2 separate regions of the Homo sapiens genome follow, and region 2 is linked to region 1. Evidence: read pairs that join two places in POLR2A ChIA-PET (ENCODE). Cell type or tissue: B cell. All regions are shown on one strand. Links, peaks and the distances in the headings refer to the core of each region. The heading gives the core; the rest is flanking DNA.

Evidence for each region. Peaks named below come from ENCODE experiments on the same cell type or tissue, not always from the same donor. Only the 100,000 strongest peaks of a DNase experiment are listed, where the experiment ranks them.
Region 2: POLR2A ChIA-PET joins it to region 1 with 7 read pairs; 2 of 35 experiments call an interaction of 5 or more read pairs at or near these places.

Annotation. Positions count from the first base shown.
Region 1 is chr19:47,747,952-47,750,754 of GRCh38, forward strand. It overlaps NOP53 (NOP53 ribosome biogenesis factor), which reads left to right. Exons shown (of 13, transcript NM_015710.5): 3 at 2,227-2,335. Among named protein-coding and RNA genes, the nearest start is that of NOP53, 3.8 kb to the left of the region's middle. In B cell, for the core only: no CTCF peak of the experiment used is centred there; a DNase peak (open chromatin) is centred at 1,441.
Region 2 is chr19:47,245,962-47,248,764 of GRCh38, forward strand. No RefSeq gene overlaps it. Among named protein-coding and RNA genes, the nearest start is that of CCDC9, 9.2 kb to the right of the region's middle. In B cell, for the core only: CTCF peaks have their summits at 1,607 (motif pointing left) and 1,812; a DNase peak (open chromatin) is centred at 1,610; H3K27me3 peaks cover 1,224 bases.

The DNA.
Region 1 (2,803 bases), core at 278-2,777:
GTATTTTTAGTAGAGATGGGGTTTCTCTATGTTGGTCAGGCTGGTCTCGAACTCCTGACCTCAGGTGATCCGCCCGCCTCGGCCTCCCAAAGTGCTGGGATTACAGGCATGAGCCACCACGCCTGGTCAAGCCTGGCTAATTTCTGTATTTTTAGTAGAGATGGGTCTTCATCATGTCAGCTAGGCTGGTCTCAAACTCCTGACCTCAGGTGATCCACCCGCCTTGGCCTCCCAAAGTGCTGGGGTTATAGGCGTGAGCCGCTGCGCCTGGCCAAGATGAGCTTTAATAGGAATAAGAGGACTTGCTTTAGTGAGCGGGTAACACACGTCTTAACTTGCTTGCCTTAAGTTGCTAGAATGTAGGGTGGGGATCTGCTGAAACAAGATGAGGCGTGAGGGAGGGATTGCTCTGGTGAGTAATAGTGTTTACTTCAATATGTAGAAAAACAAACTAAGAACAGATGATCTGCTCTAATGAACAGCCTGGAAGCAAGCGAAGGGGTCTGCTTTAATGAGCAAGAGAGTGAGCTTGTGTGAGATCAGTCAAAGGGTATGTTTTAATGAAAATGAGCGGACCTGGTTCAGTGACCAGATAGAGTGGAAGGAGCTGCCCTGAGGTACAGGAGACTTCCAATAGGCAGGTAAAAAGTGGTTATTAGAGTCTGGGTGCAGTGGCCTACACCTGTAAGCCCAGCGCTTTGGGAGGCCGAGGTGGGGCGGATCACTTGAGGTCAGGGGTTGGAGACCAGCCTGGGCAGCATGGCGAAACCCCGTCTCTACTAAAAATACAAAAACTAGCCGGACGTCATGGTACACGCATGTAATCCCAGCTACTGAGAAGCGCTTGAACCCGGGAGGCAGAGGTTGCAGTGAGCCAAGATCATACCACTGCACTCCAGCCTGGGCGACAGAGCAAGACTCTGTCTCAAGCTGGGCGTGGTGGCTCACGCCTGTAATCCCAGCACTTTGGGAGGCTGATGCGGGTGGATCACCTGAGGTCGGGAGTTTGAGACCAGCCTGACCAACATGGAGAAACCCCGTCTTTACTAAGAGTACAAAATTAGCCGAGCGTGGTGGCGCATGCCTGTAATTCCAGCTACTCAGGAGGCTGAGGCAGGATTGTTGCTTGAACCTGGGAGGCAGAGGTTGCAGTGAGCCAAGAGCGCATCATTGCACTCCGCTCCAGCCTGGGTTACAAGACTCTGTCTCAAAAAAAAAAAAAAGTGGGGGGTTATTAGAGAAGTCAGCCTTGACCGAAGTGAGTTGATCTGGTGTGTGAGTGTAAAGGGTAAGTCAGTGACCTGCCCGTAATGAACAGATGGGAAAGTAGTTACCGGCGTGCTTTGGCGAGTGGGAAGCCTCTTTGGGGGGCAGGAAAGAGGCAGTTTATGGGTTCCACTTTAGTAAGGAAACACGGACAAAGATCATAGTGGTTGTGAGCAGTCAACCAGGTCAGCCCCTGTGCTTTGTGGGCCTTAAATGATTACATCTTCATAACGGCCTAGTGAGGGAGGTATCCACATCCTCATTTTGGGGGCACGGAGGAGCTAAGCCTCTTGTGTGAGGTCCCACAGTCCATGCAAGGGTGTTATTCCATTCTAGAGTGTTTTGCTGTAGAGTTACTGCTTTTAACTGTTAGGCTTTTGAAGTAAAAACCACAGGTATCTTTGTGGGAGGAAAAAGACAGTAAAAACCAGAGAACTAGAAGTTATGCTGAGAAGTGGCCATCCTGGGTCCCAAGTCCACTTCTGTGGCCCTCCCTGGGCTTCAGTGTCAACTGATGACTTGCTTTCTTCCTTTTTTTTTTCCCCCTGAGATGAGATCTCACTATGTTGCTCAGGCTGGCATCAAACTCCTGGGCTCAAGCGATCCTCCCACCTCAGCCTCCCAGAGTGCTGGGATTACAGGCGTGAGCCACCATGCAGGGAAGAGGTTCCCTGTTTGTCTGGAAGACCCTCCTATGTGGCTGTGGGCGTGACTCTTCGTGTCCCCAGCATGGGGCCTGCCTCCTGCTGGCCCAGCACTTGGTTGTGGAGGGTCAGAGCTTGGGCACCTTGGGCCCCATCCTTAGGGGCCTCTACCTCCAGGTAGGAGCCTGGGGACCTCCAAGTCTCCTGGGGTGACTTGGGATTCAGGTCTGATGGCTCCCATGGAGGTGAATAGGGTGGGTGGTCTTTGGCAGTGGGTAGGGCTGAGGCCTTGACTTGTTCTCTTTCCCATTCTTAGGGCTGACAAAGAAGAGAACCAAAGTCCAGAAGAAGTCACTGCTTCTCAAGAAACCCCTTCGGGTTGACCTCATCCTCGAGAACACATCCAAAGTCCCTGCCCCCAAAGAGTGAGTGTCCCAGCATCCCTGGGCCCTTCTTTCCCACCAGACTCTGGTCCTAAAGGGTTTCCGGGGCTGGGGGCTGGTAGGTGAGGGTCATTTGAAGGGTAGGGCAGGCTCAGGTTTGGGCTTCGGAGTGCAGATTAGAGGGAGGGAGTCTGGGTGCCCTGGTGCTGGGCCGAGGCAGGTGAGGAGGGGCCTGGACCCAGCTGGGGGCTTCGGGGTTGGAGAGGAGGGGCTGAGTGGGAGGCGTGTTCAGGAGGCACATCAGGTGGGTCTTGGGGCATGAGCGGGTGAGAGGGTGGACAGCTGGCCTTCCCCTGAGATGGGGATGTGGAGGAGTGGGATTTCGGGTGATGCTGAGGTTGGTTTTGACGTGGTGGTGTGAGGTGCCTGGGGTATGTCCAGGACGGGGCTGTTGCTTCGTTGAGTCTGGGGCTCAGAGGGGAGGCCTAGGCTGGAGACAGACGTGGGGAG
Region 2 (2,803 bases), core at 159-2,658, 500 kb before region 1:
GCTGGTCTCAAACTCCTGACCTCATAATCCACCCACCTCGGCCTCCCAAAGTGCTGGGATTACAGGCATGAGCCACCGCGCCTGGCCCCCTTTTTTTTTTTTGAGATGGAGTCTTGTTGCTGTGTTGCCCAGGGTGGAGTGCAGTGGCATGATCTCTGCTCACTGCAAGCTCCACCTCTTGGGTTCACGTCGTTCTCCTGCCTCAATCTCCTGAGTAGCTGGGACTACAGGCGCACGCCGCCAGGCCTGGCTAATTTTTTGTATTTTTAGTGGAGACGGGTTTCACTGAGTTAGCCAGGATGGTCTCCATCTCCTGACCTCGTGATCTACCCGCCTCGGCCTCCCAAAGTGCTGGGATTACAGGTATGAGCCACTGTGTCCAGCCTTTTTCTTTTTTTTTAGACAGGGTCTCACTCTGTCACTCAGGCTGGAGTGCAGAGGTGTGAACATGGCTCACTGCAGCCTCAACCTTCCAGGCCTAAGCAATCCTCCCACCTCAGCCTCCCTCCTGAATAGCTGGGACTACCTTCTTGTGCCACCATGGCCAGCTAATTTTATATTATTTTGTAGAGATGAGGTCTCCCCATGGTGCCCAGGCTGGTCTATAACTCCTGGGCTCAGGTGATCCTTCTGCCTCCGCCCCCCCAAAGTGCTGGGATTATAGGCATGAGCCACTATACATGGCCTTATTTTTTTTAAGACAGTGTCTTGCTCTGTTGCCCAAGCGGAGCAGTGGTGTGATCACAGCTCACTGTAATCTCAACCTCCTGGGCTCAAGTGAGCCTCCCACCTCAGCCTCCTGAGTAGCTGGGACCACAGGTGTGTGCCACCATGCCCTGCTAATTTTTTCTTTTTAATTTCTTTTATATTTTATTCTATTTATTTTTGAGACAGAGTCTTGCTCTGTCGCCCAGGCTGGAGTGCAGTGGCACAATCTCAGCTCACTGCGACCTCTGCCTCTTAGGTTCAAGTGACTCTCGTGTCTCAGTCTCCTGAGTAGCTGGGATTACAGGCCCGCACCACCATGCCCGGCTAATTTTTGTATTTTTAGTAGAGACAGTGTCTCACCATGTCACTCAGGCTGGCCTCGAACCACTCCAGGCCTTTTTAAATTTTATATTTTATTTTGTATTTTATTTATTTTATTTTTAGAGAGAGGGTCTTACTATGTTGCCCAGATGCCCAACTCCTGGGCTTAAATGATCCTCCTTCCTCAGCCTCCCAAGTACCTGGGACCACAGGTGCACACCACCACGCCTGGCTAATTTTAAATTTTTTTGTAGAGATGGGGGGGGGGAGGTCTCATTATGTTACCCAGGCTGGTCTCGAATTCCTGGCCTCAAGCGATCCTCTGGCCTTAGCCTCCCGAAGTGCTGGGACTACAGGCCTGAACCACCGCGCCTGGCCTCTACCTATTCCTTTGTTTAGCTGTTTGTTGTCTGTCTTCTGGAGAAAGTGAGCTCCATGGCGGCAGGGACATTCTAATTCCCATTTCACAGATCGGGAAACTAGAAGGAGGCCCGGCACAAAGTAGGTTCTCATGGGTTCAGGTTTGTTGAATGAATATGCGTGTCTGTTTGTCTCAAGCGGCAGGGAGTGCGCCGCACCGCCCCCTGGTGGAGAGTGGGAAACGTGTCCGCCGGCGTGATTATCAAATTTCCTGGGAGATCTTCAAGTCCGCCCTTAGCCACTGCGTACTAACGGTAGAATTTAACTCCATTCCACAAATAAACACAAAGTATTTTTTATGATTATTTTTGAACTTGTAAAATTTGTTTTTTGATTTCTTGAGACCATTGTTTAAGCTGTAGCATAAGTTACACACTTCTCTAAAGCCTCCCAATTCTTTTTTTTTTTAGGAACAAGGTCTCCCTCGCCGCTCAGGCTGGAATGCAGTGGCACGATCAGAGCTCATTGCAGCCTTGAAGTCCTGAAGCTCCAGACTCTTTTTTTTGTTTTTTGAAACGCAGTCTCGCTTTGTCGCCCAGGCTGGAGTACAGTGGTGTGATCTCGGCTCACTGCAACCTCTGCCTCCCAAGTTCAAGCAATTCTCTAATTCTCTGCCTCAGCCTCCTGAGTAGCTGGGATGACAGGCGCCCGCCACCATGCCCGGCTAATTTTTTTGTATTTTTACTACAGACGGGTTTCACCATCTTGGCCAGGGTGGTCTTGAAATCCTGACCTCGTGATCCACCTGCTTTGGCCTCTCAACGTGCTGCGATTACAGGCATAAGCCACCGCACCTGGCCCTCTTTTTTTTTTTTTTTGAGACAGAGTCTGGCTCTGTCCCCCAGGCTGGAGTGTGATCTCGGCTCCCTGCAACTCTGCCTCCCTGTTCCAGTGATTCTCTTGCCTCAGCCCCCGGAGTAGCTGGGATTACAGGCGCACGCCACCACGCCCGGCTAATTTTTGTATTTTTAGTAGAGACAGGGTTTCATCATGTTGGCCAGGCTGGTCTAGAACTCCTGACTTCAGGCGACCCACACCCGCCTCGGCCTCCCAAAGTGCTGGGATTACAGGTGTGAGCCACCACACCTGGCCTTTTTTTTTTTTTTAAAGAGTCTCGTTGTGTCGCCCAGTCTGGAGTGCAGTGGTGTGATCTCGGCTCACTGCAACCTCCAACTCCTGGGTTCAAGCGATTCTTCTGCCTCAGCCTCCCACATAGCTGGGACTACAGGCGTTCGCCACCACGCCCGGCTAATTTTTTTTTTTTTGTATTTTTACTAGAGATGGGGTTCCACTGTGTTAGCCAGGATGGTCTCGATCTCCTGACCTCATGATCCGCCCGCCTCAACCTCCCAAA